Linked DNA regions of Homo sapiens: region 1 is linked to region 2. A link is a loop called in an ENCODE intact Hi-C map of the cell type or tissue named here. Cell type or tissue: heart right ventricle. All regions are shown on one strand.

Region 1 (8,000 bases), 170 kb before region 2:
AGGTCACTGGGGGATTTCTTCAGAGCCACACAGGGCAGGGCATGGTGGGGATACTGTCAGGGCGCGGAGGGCAGGACTGGCCGTGGGGGTTTTGCAGCCTTGGAGCCACCCACCAATATCTGTTGAAGGGACTTTAACCCAAACACCTCTGCAGAGGGCTGCTGGGAGGATTCCATGAACCAGACTAACAAACTGAACACTGGGCATGCAGTGAGTGCCCTCCAGGAGGAGCAAAGGTTACATTTGGGCTGTTCATTGTTATTCACATTTGACCAGCCTCCCTTCCTGGATTCAAAGTCATTCTTGTTTCCAGAGAGGGGCAGACCAAGGGCAGTCATGGGTCACACAGCAACTGGTGTGTGCGGTGGCAGCATGTGGGGTTCACTACATTCTTCCGTCTACTTTGGCATATCCTACAAATTTTCCATAACTAAAAATTAGAAGAAATCTGTTGACCACAGAGTGCAAACCAGGCTCCTGTGACCTGGTCGTGGCCTGCCTGCTTTGCCACCAGCCCCCACGAGGCATTCACAATCCAAGTACCCGAGCATCCCACTGGCCTGAGTGCCTGCAGGGCAGGGCCTATTCTGCCTCCCAGAGCCTCTGACATGGTCCTCACTCTTGATGGCCCTCCACTCAGCCACCTCCTAATCCTTCAAGATGCTGCCCCCGACACCATCTCCTCTGAGCTGGCCTGGCCTCTCCCAGGCTGCTGCTGATTCCTTCAGGGCCCCTCTGCTCTCCTCCACTCGGGGACGGTCTCACGGGAGCTCTTATGTAGTAGTGTCTGCACACAAGCACCTTTCCCTGTTGACACTGCAGCTCCTCTAGGGAGGACGTTTGGTGGCTTGGCACATAGTAGGGGCTCAATTAACAATTCTTCATTCAATAAGTCCAGAGCACTTGTAAACCCAGCCTCCCTGGTGGCACAGCTGTCTTGGGCAGCTCAGTTTTCCAAGTGCTAGGCCGGGAGCCATCTCTGGGCAGCCCGCATAGGGTTTCTCTTTTTCAGATGGCTTGAGATGGGCAAGGCACTATTTCTGGTCCATATCACAGTGCGGCTGTGGAGGTTTGATCTGACCACAGGCCACAGCCCTGCCCCTTCTCCAGTCCCACTCAGAAAGGCCACGTGGCAAGCCGAGATTTGCCAACAGTAGCTGCAGTCTTCACAGGAGGCGCCTGAGCAGCAAACATTCTGTGAACCTGGAACCTGCCCTGGAAGGCAGATGCCCTGGCTGTGCCCCTGGCAGGACCCTTGTGCCTATCCCCACCCAAACCCCCAAGGAGCCCAGGCTTTGGGCAATACAGGCCAGAAGGTTATGACTCCCCCAGAAAAATGTCACAGTGCATCCTCTCAGCACACAAGAGACACGCAGACAGCAGCAGCCTCTGCACAACGGGTCAGGGACTCAGAGTAGTCACACACCTTCCTTCCTTCCTTCTCTCCCAAGTTCAAAGGCTCATCTAACCCACCTCCATGCTGATGGCCTGGCCTCACCGGTGGTACAGCAGGCAGCTACGGAATCAGACAGCCACTGCTGTGTCATGGCGTACCTGCTGCCTACCACAGCAGTGCCCTGGGTAAAATCAGAATGACGCCTCCTCCTCTAGAGTGTGTTAATAAGGACTAAATGAAAGCACATTTGGGTACAGTAAAATACACACACACATACATGTTTAGACACACACACAACTGGTAAACCCTAAAGCAAACACAAAGATATTAATAACAATCTCAATGATCTAGGGTTAAGTTATTACTGAAAGGAATAATTTTTTTTTTTTTTGAGATGGAGTCTCGCTCTGTTGCCCAGGCTGGAGTGCAGTGGCGAGATCTTGGCTCACTGCAACTTCCGCCTCCTGGCTTCAAGCGATTCTGCCGCCTCAGCCAACCGAGTAGCTGGGACTACAGGTGCCCACCACCACATCAGCCAAATTTTTGTTTGTTTTTGGAGATGGAGTTTCGCTCTTGTTGCCCAGGCTGGAGTGCAATGGCGCGACCTCAGCTCACGGCAACCTCTGCCTCCCGGGTTCAAGTGATTCTCCTGCCTCAGCCTCCTGTATAGCTGGGATTACAGGCATGCGCCACCACACCCAGCTAATTTTCTATTTTTAGTAGAGATGGGATTTCATCATGTTGGTCAGGCTGGTCTGGAACTCCTGACCTCAGCTGATCTGCCTGCCTCGGCCTCCCAAAGTGCTGGGATTACAGGCGTGAGCCACCAAGCCCGGCCTAATTTTTGTATTTTTAGTAGAGACAGGGTTTTACCACGTTCGTCAGGCTGGTTTTGAACCCCTGACCTCAAGTGATCCTCCCACCTCGGCCTCCAAAAGTGGTAGGATTACAGGCATGCACCACCGTGCCTGGCAAAAGGCATAATTAAAAAAAAAATTGTTTTGATTTTTATGAGTACATAGTAGGTACATATATTGAAGGGTATGATGTTTTTAACAACCCCCGCCCTGAAGTCCTTTCTCTTATGTTTGCCATATTGCCATGTGGTTCCTCTTTCTCCACAGGTGGAAAAGGTGACGCCGGTGCCCTCTGCCAACACCAGGAACAGAGACCTGGGCAGAGGTCAGCTCCGAGTGCCAGGCCAGCCCTGAGGGTGGGATTGCGTAGCTGCAGAAGCCTCATCTGCTCTGCACTGTGAAGAGCCGAGGACTGAGGGCGGGGGACGGCTGAGGAGGGGGACGGCTGAGGTGGGGGACGGCTGAGGGCGGGGGGGCGGCTGAGGTGGGGGACGGCTGAGGACGGGGGACGGCTGAGGAGGGGGACGGCTGAGGGTGGGGGGACGGCTGAGGAGGGGGACGGCTGAGGGCAGGGGGACGGCTGAGGTGGGGGACGGCTGAGGGCGGGGGGGCGGCTGAGGTGGGGGACGGCTGAGGGTGGGGGGACGGCTGAGGAGGGGGACAGCTGAGGGCGGGGGACGGCTGGGGCGGGGGACGGCTGAGGGTGGGGGACAGCTGAGGCGGGGAGGTTCCCCTCATGCAGCACGCCTTGGGTGGGAGCACACGTCATGCCTCTGTGCTCAGCGTCCTGAAGGGCAGATGGCTGTGGGCACAAGGTGGATAGCCAACCTGACCAGAGCAGTGAGGGGAGGCTTTCTGGAGGAAGTGGCGTTTAAGCAAAGGCCTAGTGGATAGGGAAAGCCAGCTCGACAAAGCCCACACAGTTCCTTCTGCCTGGCCTGTGGTGGCCCCAGTGAGCAGAACTCAGCCTGATCGAGGCAGTGAAAAGCCCTCAATGTGTGAACAGGGCATGGTGGCATGCGTCTGTAGTCCTAGCTACTGGGGAGACTGAGGCAGGAAGGTCGCTTGAGCCCAGGTGTTTGAGGTTGCAGTGAGCCATGATGGCACCAATGCACTCCAGCCTAAGTGAAAGAGCAAGACCGTCTCAGAAAACAAACAAACAAAAATAACCAACCAAAAAAGGGAGTCTGAAGGCAGGGGGTACAGCAGACAAAGCTGGAGGGCAGAGGGTGTCATACCAACAGCTTTAATCACACACAATGAGGGGAGCGGCAAGACGCAGGGAAATTTAGCCTTACAGGCTAGAAACCTCAAAGTTTAGTTTGAGGGTCCCCTCTTCTTCCTCTCCGTGAGCTGAAATGTTTCCCTTTTCTTTGGGTGTTTACGTCAAACACAGTCAGACTTCAGCAGCAACACAGAGACCAGAACTCCCAACTGGGATCACCGTTCCACCCCGAGTTTCGGTAATATCTCTATGACCAACAGGTGGCGCTCAAGAAACACAAAGAAGGGCGTCCAACTCAAAATCCAAACAAACCAGCCACGGCGGGCCGGAAAGGGTCGACGGCCTGCACCCCCAGCCCGCCCCCAAGGCAATTTCAAGTCAAGATCTGAGGAGGCAACGCGTGAAGTTCTGTGATGCCTCAGAAGGTGGCAAGGTGGCAATGAATGCGTCAGGTGTCACAAAGGAAGGGACACCCTGGACGACTCATGCCCAGAAACCCTGGGCAGGCTCCTGATGGGCCTGGCAGAGCTGTTAGGCTGTGCCCCGTCAATCTTCAAGGAGAGGAGCAGGGACATTTCCTACGCAGACCTCCACGGGGACCCTTCTTCACAGGGTACTCAGGAAAAGCTGCTCTAAAAGTCCCACAATGGGCCAGGTGCAGTGGCTCACGCCTGTAATCCCAGCACTTGGAGGGCTGAGGCGGGAGGATCACTTGAGCTCACGAGTTCCAGACCAGCCTGGGCAATATAACAAGACCTCGTCTCTTTAAAAAAAAAAAAAGAAAAAGAAAAGAAGGCCGGGCACGGTAGCTCACGCCTGTAATCCCACCACTTTGGGAGGCCGAGGCGGGTGTATCACGAGGTCAAGAGATCGAGACCATCCTGGCTAACATGGTGAAACCCCCGTCTCTACTAAAAATACAAAAAAAATTAGCCAGGCGTCGTGGTGGCGGGCGCCTGTACTCCCAGCTACTTGGGAGGCTGAGGCCGGAGAATGGCGTGAACCTGGGAGGCGGAGAGTACAGTGAGCCGAGATCGCATCACTGCACTCCAGCCCGGACGACAGAGCAAGACTCTGTCTCAAAAAAAAAAGAAAAAGAAAAAGAAAAAAGTAGCAGGGAGTGGTAGCCTGTGCCTGTGGTCCTGGCTACTTGGAAGGCTGAGGTGGGAGGATCCCTGGAGCCCAGGAGTTGGAGGGTGCAGTGAGCTATCATGGTGCCACTGCACCTCAGCCTGGGTGACAGAGAGAGACCCTGTCTAAAAATTTTTTTTACAAAGCCCACAAGGGAGCCTGCAGCAGTGGAGGGCAGCCCTCCCTGGCAGAGCCCCCAGGGAAGCACCGCCAGAAAGCGTCTGTGACTGGGGGGACTTCTGCTCCCCTAACTCATGCTGCCAGCTCAACATCTTCCAGACAAAGGTGACTGGGCTGTCTCTTAGTCTAACTTGGATTATGCTCCATTCCTTCTTTAAAGCAGACCAGAAACATGTTCTGACCATTTCTGCAAGACCACTGGCTTCCCCCAAGACACGCAATCCTCCTCTGGCCTCCACCTCCTGAACCCGCCCCTGCCATCTGCCCATCAGAACAGAGGTCAACTGCACTCACCCATTCGCTAGCCCTCTCCTCACCCTCTGTGGGAAGGCCATCGCCTAGGGTCGCCAGCACAGGGCCTGGCACGTGGGAGGTGTTTTAAATATGCAGTTATTAAATGAATGCTAAATTTTCCATGAAGAACAATCTTTACACCACCCTGCCACAGCTGCCCTTCCTAGAAGGCAGGTTCTTGACATGAAACAGGAAATTCACAGTACAACAAAGGTCTCTCTCAAAACTTTTCTTGGATGAAACTAGCAAACTATGAATTCCTCAGAGGGCTGGCAAGAGACTGCTTTGGAATGGAAGGAAATTAAATTGCAAGCCTTGCACAGACCAAGCTGGAAGTAAGAACAGGGGCAGGCAGAGAGGGCAGGCCGGGCATGGCCAGGTCAGGGGTCCCTAATTCTGTTCGGTCTGGCTGGGACGAACTCCTGACTCCTGCTCAGACCATTCTCTCCAAAAGAAAGCAGGCAGAGGCCGGGCACGGTGGCTCACACCTGTAATCTCAGCACTTTGGGAGGCCGAGGTGGGCAGATCACGAGGGTCAGGAGGGTCACGAGACCAGCCTGGCCAACATGGTGAAATCCTGTCTCTACTAAAAATACAAAAATTAGTCAGGCATGGTGGCACGTGCCTGTAATCCCAGCTACTCAGGAGGCTGAGACCTCGCCGCTGCACTCCAGCCTGGGCAGCAGAGCAAGACTCCATCTCAATTTAAAAAAAAAAAAAAAAAAAAAGGCTGGGCACAGTGGCTCGCGCCTGGAATTCCAGCACTTTGGGAGGCCGAGGCAGGCAGATCATGAGGTCAAGAGATCAAGACCATCCTGGCCAACATGGTGAAACTCCATCTCTACTAAAAATACAAAAATTAGCTGGGCATGGTGGCATGCATCTGTAGTCCCACCTACTTGGGAGGCTGAGGCAGGGGAATCGCTTGAACCTGGGAGGCGGAGGTTGCAGTGAGCCAAGATGGCACCACTGCATTCCAGCCTGGCGACAGAGTGAGACACCGTTTCAAAAAAAAAAAAAAAAAACCAAGCATGCAGAGGGCTCTGGGGCTATCGTTATAGGTCTCAGAACAGTGGTGGAGCCCATTCATTTGTTCATTCAACCATATTTGTTTGTCATGGGACAACGTTTCTTCACCATTCCTGGTGCTTCTTAGAGGGACACCCCTTAGCAAAACATCCCTGGCTTCCTCCCTACTCCCTGACAGACAGGTAGAGTGGGGCATCTCACAGTGAGTGCTGCAGGACAGGTACAATGAGTGCTGAAGAAGAACCTGGGCTGGGGTCGTTCCCTCCTTCCCCTGCTCCTGAAGAGGGGGTGGAGGTGGAAGGTCAGTCCAGGGTTCTCTTACAAGCCATATCCTCAGCTTGGTCAACAATAAAGGTAATATTTTGGCCACCATCTGCTGACTCTTTTTCTTGTAGTAAAATAAATATAAAATTTACCATTTTAACCATTTTAAAGTAGATGATTCAGTGCCATTAAGAACATTCACAATGTTTTATAACCAGCACCATTACCTAGTTCCCCACTTGTAATCCCAGCACTTTGAGGGGCCAAGGCAGGAGAACTGCTTGAGCCCAGGAGTTTGAGACTGGTCTGGGTAACGTAGTGAGAGACCACCATCTCCACAAAAAATCAGAAAATCAGCTGGGCTTGGTGGCATGTGCCTGTGGTCCTAGCTACTCAGAAGACTGAGATGGGAGGATTGCTCGAGCCCAGGAGGTCAAGGCTGCAGTGAGCCACTATTGTACCACTGCACTCCAGCCTGGGTGACAGGGCAAGACCCTGTCTCAAAAGAAGAAAAGAAAAGAGAAAAGAAAGAGAAGGGGAAGGAAGGGAAGAGAGAAAGAGAGAAGAAGGGGGGAGGGGGAAAGAAAGAAAAAAATATTCTCAGAACTTCATTACTTTCAAGGCAGAATCATATTCCATGTATAGATGGACCACATTCTGTTTATCCATCATCAGTAGGACACAGGTCGTATCCACCTTTGGGCTACAGCGAATAGCGCTGCTACAAAGTGATTCCTCCGTTTTACTTCCCAATCAGTTTAGAGCTCTGGTGGGGAAGAGTTCTCGTCACTAAGCTGGTGCTGGGGATAGAATGATGGGCAAAAACAATTGTGAGCCTTTTTGAAGGGCAAGCTGACAACTGCCCATCAACACTGTAACTGCACATCCCTGTGACCCACAAGCCCACTCCTAGGAAGTGATTCGACAGATCCACCTCACATGGGCACAAAGACGTGAAGAGAAGGACATTAAACTGCAGCACTGTTTGCGGCAGCAAAAGGTTGGAAATAACCTAGATATTCATCACAGGGAACCAGTCAAAACTGGCATATCGCCAGGCGCGGTGGCTCACGCCTGTAATCCCAGCACTTTGGGAGGCCGAGGAGGGTGGATCACAAGGTCAGGAGATCGAGACCATCCTGGCTAACACGGTGAAACCCCATCTCTACTAAAAATACAAAAAATTAGCCGGGTGTGGTGGCAGGTGCCTGTAGTCCCAGCTATTTGGGAGGCTGCGGCAGGAGAATGGCATGAACCTGGAAGGCGGAGCTTGCAGTGAGCTGAGATTGCGCCATTGCACTCCAGCCTGGGCGACACAGCGAGGCTCATCTCAAAAACAAAACAAAACAAAACAAAAAAACTGGCATATCTACACAGTGGAACACTACGGGGTAATTTTTAAAATAACACATTTCTATGTGGTAACACATAGGGAAGACCTACAAGATGCACTGTTAAGTGAAAAAACAAAAATAAAACCAAGGTACAAGATATATGGTATGGCTACCATTTGTTTTTCTTTTTTCTGTTTTTTTGTTTGTTTGTTTTGTTTTGTTTTGTTTTGTTTGTTTTTTTGAGACAGAGTCTCACTCTGTCGCCCAGGCTGGATTGTAGTGGCGCGATC
Region 2 (8,000 bases):
CTGGTCTTGAATTCCTGTCCTCCAATGATCCTCCCACCTCGGCCTCCCAAATCATTGGGATTACAGGTGTTAGCTACTATGTCTGGCCTCTTTTGGTTTCAAATAAAATTGCTAAGCCACTGGATGGGTTGTCCATGAAAATACTTACAGCAGTTGCCATATACTGGGAGTCATGGGAAAAGCTTATATGAGTCACACTGGTTCTGGAATATTTGAAAGGCTCTGGGCTTTCATTTTCTAAAGACATTGCATCAAGAATGTAAACTGTCCCCTCTGTAAAGCCAGCTCCAAGAAGGGCTCCTGAAATGACAAGCCAGAGAACGATGGAAAAGGATTACATTCATTCAAGAGATGTTGAGTCTGTGCCAGGCTTTGTTCTGGGTGCGGAGAAGACAGCAACTAACACAACAAAGCTCCCGTGCGGAGAAATGAACCGAAACGCGTGATCTCCTGGGGTGAGCGCGCAGAGACGCACAGATAGGCCCAGGACACCGCGGGAGCCCCAGAGAGAAGGCGCCTCATCCAGCCTGCTGGGGTGAGCGCGCAGAGACGCACAGATAGGCCCAGAACACCACGGGAGCCCCAGAGAGAAGGCGCCTCATCCAGCCTGCTGGGGGCTGGAGTCGGGGAGACTTCCTGGAGCTATGCCAGCCCAGGTGCATCCATCCCTTTCAGGGCTGTCCATGTGGAACCGATGGTAGGCTGATAAGATGAAAATACCTTCGGGGTTGTAGGTCAGACTCTGGACTCCAAGCCCCTTCTCAAAAACCCTGCTGAAAAGATATTGTTTGTTTTCATAATTCCACACTTTGATCATCCCACAGATGCTCCCGATGGCAATGAGGGGTTGATATGGGTGGCAGGAGATGGCACAAATGGCATCCTTGGGCTCTACAAATAACTTCTCAAGTTTGGTCCCATCTGTTGTTAAGTGGTACACCGCGGCATCAGATGTTCCAATGATAAAATTCCTGTTTGCCAAGGAGAGACCAAACAATATCAGTGTTTGCAGGGAATGGGGCATGCCAGCTATTCTGCTTCTAATTGCACATAAAACGCCTCTGTCGTCTGTAATTTAGTGACATTATTAACCCAACATTTCCAAAAATATACCACCAATACCCAACAGCCTCCATTTGCAAGTGAAAAAGCCCACTTTTCTCCATGTAAATTGAGTCATTAAGTATGCAGATGGACAGTCAGTTGTACAATTAGCTAATCTGCACATGCAAATATTCATTTGTGTATGCAAATATGGAGTTTGGTGCACACATACAGATGTGCCTGTAACTACTGCAAGGGTAATTAAGCAGACTCACAGATAATTCGGTCTTGAAATGTTATGGCTATTAATTATCCAGTGCCTTTAACTGCAGTGGCTAGGACAAGCTCAGCTTAGAGAAAAGAGACCAACCTGCAGCAAAAGACTCCAGACTCAACAGAGGTGAGAGATCAGGGATCAGGACTTTACAGCTTCCAGTTACTAAAGAGTCTTAATATTAAAGTCATGTTTCATTAATTTTTTTTTTTTTTTTTTTTGAGACAGAGTCTCGCTCTGTCGCCCAGGCTGGAGTAGAGTGGCGCTATCTCAGCTCACTGCAAGCTCCGTCTCCCGGGTTCACACCATTCTCCTGCCTCAGCCTCCCGAGTAGCTGGGACTACAGGCACCCGTCACCACGCCCGGCTAATTTTTTGTATTTTTAATAGAGACGGGGTTTCACCATGTTAGCCAGGATGGTCTCGATCTCCTGACCTCGTGATCCACCCGCCTTGGCCTCCCAAAGTGCTGGGATTACAGGCGTGAGCCACCACGCCCGGCCTTATGTTTCATTAATTTTTTAAATGATCCAGTGGTTATCACAATCAGCCAGGGAGATATCCCAGGAACAACACGAACCTCCCACTGTATGCAAACTAAAGAAGACAGTGATCATTTTTCAACCATTCTAATGACTAGATTCATTAACAACTTACCTTAAGACAAAAAGGTCACCTTTTAAAGTGCAGTCAGGAGGATAGTTTGATTTTTCAGTAGGAGGAGTTGCTGGGGTCTTTGAAAAGGACAGAGTTCTTATGGCGCCCAGTTTCAAGTGACTGTACCAGTTAACAATAGACAGGGTGTGATCATAGAACTTAATGTTCCCCTTAATGTCACCTGTGACAATGTAGCTGAAATGGAGAATAACATCAGTTTTGCAAATAGCAATAATAACAAGTAGCATCTATATAATACCTAATTATATGTCAGGCTCTGGATTCTGGGGCATTGCAAAAACTTAATTTAATACTCCCAACGAGAATGATTTTACTGTTATCCCAATTTACATCTAGGAAACTAACTTTCAGAGAGTTAAGAAATTTGCTCAGGGCATTGTGTTGCCAGATTTAGCAGGTAACAATACAGATACCCAGTTACTTTGAAAATTTGCATTAAAAAAATTTAGTGTAGCTGGGTGTGGTGGCTCATGTCTGTAGTCCCAGCACTTTGGGAGGCCAAGTCGGGTGGATCACCTGAGGTCAGGAGTTCGAGACCAGTCTGGCCAACATGGTGAAACCCCGCCTCTACTAAAAATACAAAAATTAGTCAGGTGTGGTGGTGTGCACCTGTAATCCCAGCTACTCGGGAGGCTGAGGCAGGAGAATCGCTTGAACATGGAAGGCGGAGCTTGCAGTGAGCCGAGATTGCATCATTGCACTCCAGCCTGGGTGACAAGCACAAAACTCCGTCTCAAAAAACAAAACAGACAAACAAACAAAAAATTTAGTGTAAGTACATCCCATATATTGCATGGGACATACTTATACCTGGCAATTTTATCAGGGCCATGTGGCTTGACTATGCAAGGAACCCAGGTATATCTAAAGCAAAGTCCATGCTCTCTGCTAGTTCTTCCCTGCCCTCCAAGATCAGCCATACGCAATGGAGGTGGACAAGGATTTACACTCCCCATATAACTACAGATGACAATGGAGAGAATCGCTTCACCAGCCCTCTGAAATCATGCAGGCTGGCAATGGGACACTAGCCACTTTACAGGAAGGCACTACTGTTAGTGTGATCATAAAACCCTGTCCAGTCATCACGGCAGAAGGCAGTGCCACGTGACAAAATGGCTTTCATTTCCAGTCCTTGGATCCATCCCAAATGGGCTTTTTAAAAAAGACTTTGACATAATTCTAATCACGGGGGGCAGATGAGGAGGATTTTTCTCTTACATATGCAGAGTGGTTAAATGAGGTTTCTGATTAATAAGCAAGGCAGGTGGGCTAATTGGCTTGAACATCTGTCCCTGCCCTCTGCTGGACAGAAGCAGCAATACTGACCAAGTATTTCCAGAGACCTTTTCCTTCTTGGACTCCCAGGTCCTGACTGGGTTTTATTAACTTGGAGAACCCAGGCCTGGTCTCCACTGGATCCTAAACCCCAACCGATTAAAGGTTGATTGCATGGCCAACTGCAGTTCTCCTATCTTCTCGCTCCACTGAGTGAGGGTGACAATTTGCATTTCTCTTTGTAAAACCATGTCAAGACCTCATTGTTCCCCTGCATCGAAAGAAAGGCGAATGGAAGCAAATGGGCATTTTGAAAGCAGATGGCCCAGTGACTCTAACCATATGGGTAGCGTCCCCATCACTAGGCAATTTTCTCCACACCTTCGGGAACTTCTCTCACACACTGACGATGGCCACCATTTACCTAGGGTTCCCCTGCACCAAGCATGTGCATCCATATCTCGTGAAATCCTCATAAAACCACTCTGAGAGAAATAGTACTGTTATGCCCATTTTACAGATGAAGAAATAGAGGCTCAACAAGGTTAAGTTCCTTGCTCAAGGTCACTCAGCAAGGAAGGGACCCAGCTGAAATGAGAACTCTGTCTTAATTAAGACAGAGTTTTGATGCATTTGATCTTCTCACAATGGGTAAATATTATTTTTGTTTTGTTTTGAGACCGAGTCTCACTCTGTCGCCCAGACTGGAGTGCAGTGGTGAGATCTTGGCTCACTGCAACCTCTGCCTCCTGGGTTCAAGTGATTCTCATGCCTCAGCTTCCCAAGATGCTGGGATTACAGCCGCACACCACCACACCTGCCTAATTTTTGTATTTTTAGTAGAGACAGGGTTTCACCATGTTGGCCAGGCTGGTCTCAAACTCCTGAGGCCACCCGCCTCGGCCTCCCAAAATGCTGGGATTACAGGCGTGAGCCACCGCTCCCAGCTGTAAATGTTATCTTGTAATCAGACAAAAATAATACAGCTATTCAAATTATTTTCTTACATTTAATGCATGTAAAATGTTGGGTGCAAAATCCATCCAATTAGCACAGAAGAAAAAATCTAGTTCCTTTTTGTTTCATCGACACAAAGGGATTTTTTAAACATAATGCATACTCATGATTTTTTTAAAAATCCAATTAGTATAAATGGAACTATAAAAAGAAGTAAATCCACCCCCATCCCTGATCTTAGTTCTCAGTTCTTTTCCTCAGAGGCAACCAATGTTCCCAGTTCATTATGATTCTCCCCAGAATACTTTATGCTATACAAAATATGCATATACATCCAAAAGAGGTTTTTTTTTTTTTTTTTTTTTTTTTTTTTTTTAAGACAGGAGGGTCTCACTCTAACACCCAGTCTGGAGCACAGTGGCAATGATAGCTCATTGCAGCCTCGAACTCCTGGGCTCAAGCAATCCTCCCATCTCTCTCTCTTTGTTTTTTGGTAGAGATAGGGTCTCACTATGTTGCCCAGGCTGGTCTTGAACTTCTGGCCTCATGTGATCCTCCCACCTCAGCCTCCCAAAGAACTGAAATTAGAGGTGTAAGCCACTGTGCCCAACCTCCCATAACAATTTTAAAATATTTTTATAATTATCCATAGTTATCTTTTAATTAAGTTAAAATTACCTATCAATTGTGGTAAGTACCGTGATACCCTCTTTCTGCAAATGAACCAATTTACAAGGCTTGATATAGGGAAAGCCCAAAAAGGTGGAGGCAGATGAGGGTGGGCGGTGTATGTCCCAGACAACCAGCTTCCCTTCCATTGTGGCTGAGAGTATTTGTGTTAAATTCAAGTGAAAGATGGACTGGCTAAACTTTCCCACAAGCTTGTTGAAGGTCTGTTTCAAAAGAAAGGTTATAGTTACTGTTGGTAATAAATATAAAACAAAGCATTTATCAATACGATATTTTATAATGCTATGCTGAAATATAGTGAGAAAAAGAGAAAGAAAAAGAAAACAATCACTAAAACCGTCTCCCATGAATTGCCATGGTCCAGGCAGTTCTGAACCTCTGGAAGTTTGCTAAGAGCAAGTGAAGGGTTATGTACTCTGTTCAATTACATTGTTTGTTTAAAGCAAACGAGAGAGTGGTTAATCACTGTTTATACCTGTTAAACTTCTCTTATGGAGGTTTCAGAGACTGGTGAAGAAACTAATGCCTGTTGTGAGTCAAAGCATGCTCTGGTTATAAAATAGCATAAAATAATTATCCCAGCCTCCTTTTATCATAAGGTATTTTCCCATCAGTAGAAAATATTTAAGCACTGTACATAGAAATGCCCTATTCTCTATGCTGCCCGATTCTCTAATAATACAGAGAAGATCCTAAGGTTTACCTCTTCTGACTTGAACACAAGAGGAATAGTAAAATAATGATTAGTCAAACAAGAGCACCAAGTTCTTTCTAAGAGCAGCACTGTTTCAATACATTTTTATCATTTCAAATGGCTCATTATTTGTGGATTCTGTATTTGCGAATTTACCTACTTTAAGAATTGATTTGTAATCCCAAAATCAATACTTGCAGCACTCTCACGGTCATTTGCAGAAGTGCATGTGCAGTGTGACAAATAATTTTACTCACTCAACATGCACATTTCCAGTTGAGGGCAGGCAGGGCAATGCTCCGCCTTCTTGTCTCAGCTCTGACTATAAACAAGTGTCCTTTTCATGGTCTATTTAGTGCCATGTTGTTTGCATTTTTGGTTGTTTGCATTTTTCTTGGTGATTTTAGTATTTAAATTGACCCTGAAACATAGTGCTGAAGTGCTGGCTAGTGTTCCTAAGCAAAAGAATGCTGTGATGTGCTTTATGGAGAAAATATGTAGGTTAGATGAGTTTTGTTCAAGTCATGAGTTATAGTGCTGTTGGCCATGAGTTCAATGTTAATGAATCAATGTTATATATTAAATAAAGTGTCTTTAAATAGAAATACACATAAAACAAGCTTATGTATTGATCAATTGGTGAAAATGTGACCAGAGGCTCACAGAAACCTACCCCTATATTTCCCTTAAGAGCAATAGTTAAGTATCTGCTAATTTGGTGTTTACAGAGACTTTATATAACATAACTACCAACAATAATGAGAACTGATGGTATTTTTTAGTACTTTCATTTATGAAAAACAAGTCTGCAGACAGAATAATCTCATTGTGCCCATCCATCTCAACTTTTTATTTTTTGTTTTTGTCTTTTGGCATGCCCTCTTAAATAAATTTCTACAAATCATACCGAGAGAGAAGCAAGTATGCAGAAAACTCATCATCAGGTGCTCCCTGAGAGCAGGTTACATGGGCAGCAAATGCAGAAAATGCTACAGGAGACGACTCAAGTTCCACCTCAGACACAAGAGCTTGCGGCAAGCAGGCAAGATAAAATGTTTTCTCAACATCTGGTTCACCTCCCTCTTATTGGCTCTCAAACATCTAAATACCTAATATCATGTATTATTCTGAAACTGAGCAGCTTTATAAGGGATCCACTCATGTTCAACGACTTTACTTACACTGTTTCATTCATTTTTTTTTTTTTTATATACAGGGTCTTGTTCTGTTGCCCAGGCTGGAATGCAGTGGCACAAACACAGCTCACTGTAGCCTTGACCACCTGGGCTCAAGTGATCCTCCCACCTCAGCCTCCCGAGTAGCTGGGACCACAGACTCATACCACCCTGGCTGGCAATTTTTTTTTTTTTTTTTTTTTTTTTTTTTTTAGTAGAAACGAAGTCTAGCCTGTGTTGCCCAGGCTGGTCTCAAACTCCTGAGCTCAAGTGATCCTCTCACCTCAGTCTCCCAAAGTGTTGGGATTACAGATGAGAGCCACTGCACCCCCACAACTTTCATTCCTTGTCAATATGCACATACACATTCTAAAAGCCATCACGTTTTTATATTTTCTCACAGCAATAACTCTTTGTATAACATTTTATTAGGGCCAGGTGCAGTGGCTCACGCCTGTAATCCCAGCACTTTGGGAGGCTGAGGTAGGTGGATCATAAGGTCAGGAGATCAAGACCATCCTGGCTAACACAGTGAAACCCCGTCTCTACTAAAAAAAAATACAAAAAATTAGCCGGGCGTGGTGGCAGGCGCCTGTAGTCCCAGCTACTCGGGAGGCTGAGGCAGAAGAATGGCGTGAACCCGGGAGGCAGAGCTTGCAGTGAGCCAAGATCACGCCACTGCACGCCAGCCTGGGCGACAGAGCAAGACTCCGTCTCAAAAAAAAAAATTATTTTTAACAATACTTACATGATTTTCAACTGACAATTCAATATGTATACAGGACCCAAGTAAAATTTTTCAAATTATTTCCCAGTAGCTTAATATCAAGATGTACAAAGAGTAGCCCGAAGCAGCTAAGCTTGCACATAAATATTTATTCTCCACAAAATCTGATGGACAAAAATGCAATAGGCATACTCACTTTTTCAGTTAAAAGTGGGGCACTGTGAGCCAGTGTATCCCTCTCTTCATACTGATAAGAGGAAAAAATAATCACTACTCAAAAAGACCCAGTTTCCAAAGGAAGAACGGCATTAATAATAAAAGCAAAACAAATACATCTAAACAAGGTCAGAAATTTGCAGTTTCTACAGGTAAGAGAACTTGCTGTCTTGGGAAATATCTAAAAACATTCTGAAAGAAAAGCAAATACATAAAAAATATAAAAAATGCCACAAATGATTATGACTTTTTTTTTCTTGAGATGGAG

Evidence for each region. Peaks named below come from ENCODE experiments on the same cell type or tissue, not always from the same donor. Only the 100,000 strongest peaks of a DNase experiment are listed, where the experiment ranks them.
Region 1: it touches region 2 in a loop (2.8-fold over the local background); 4 of 110 quality-filtered maps call a loop at or near these places.

Annotation. Positions count from the first base shown.
Region 1 is chr12:122,119,119-122,127,118 of GRCh38, reverse strand. All of the region lies in intron 1 of MLXIP (MLX interacting protein), which reads right to left. Among named protein-coding and RNA genes, the nearest start is that of MLXIP, 44 kb to the right of the region's middle. RefSeq lists enhancers at 1-69, 70-582. In heart right ventricle, a CTCF peak has its summit at 3,739 (motif pointing right); a DNase peak (open chromatin) is centred at 3,758; H3K4me3 peaks cover 274 bases; H3K27ac peaks cover 1,553 bases.
Region 2 is chr12:121,951,243-121,959,242 of GRCh38, reverse strand. CFAP251 (cilia and flagella associated protein 251) reads right to left here. Exons shown (of 22, transcript NM_144668.6): 9 at 7,713-7,763; 10 at 4,909-5,123; 11 at 1,975-2,169; 12 at 721-971; 13 at 149-300. Among named protein-coding and RNA genes, the nearest start is that of CFAP251, 37 kb to the right of the region's middle. RefSeq lists enhancers at 1-519, 520-1,039. In heart right ventricle, a CTCF peak has its summit at 3,302 (motif pointing left); no DNase peak of the experiment used is centred here.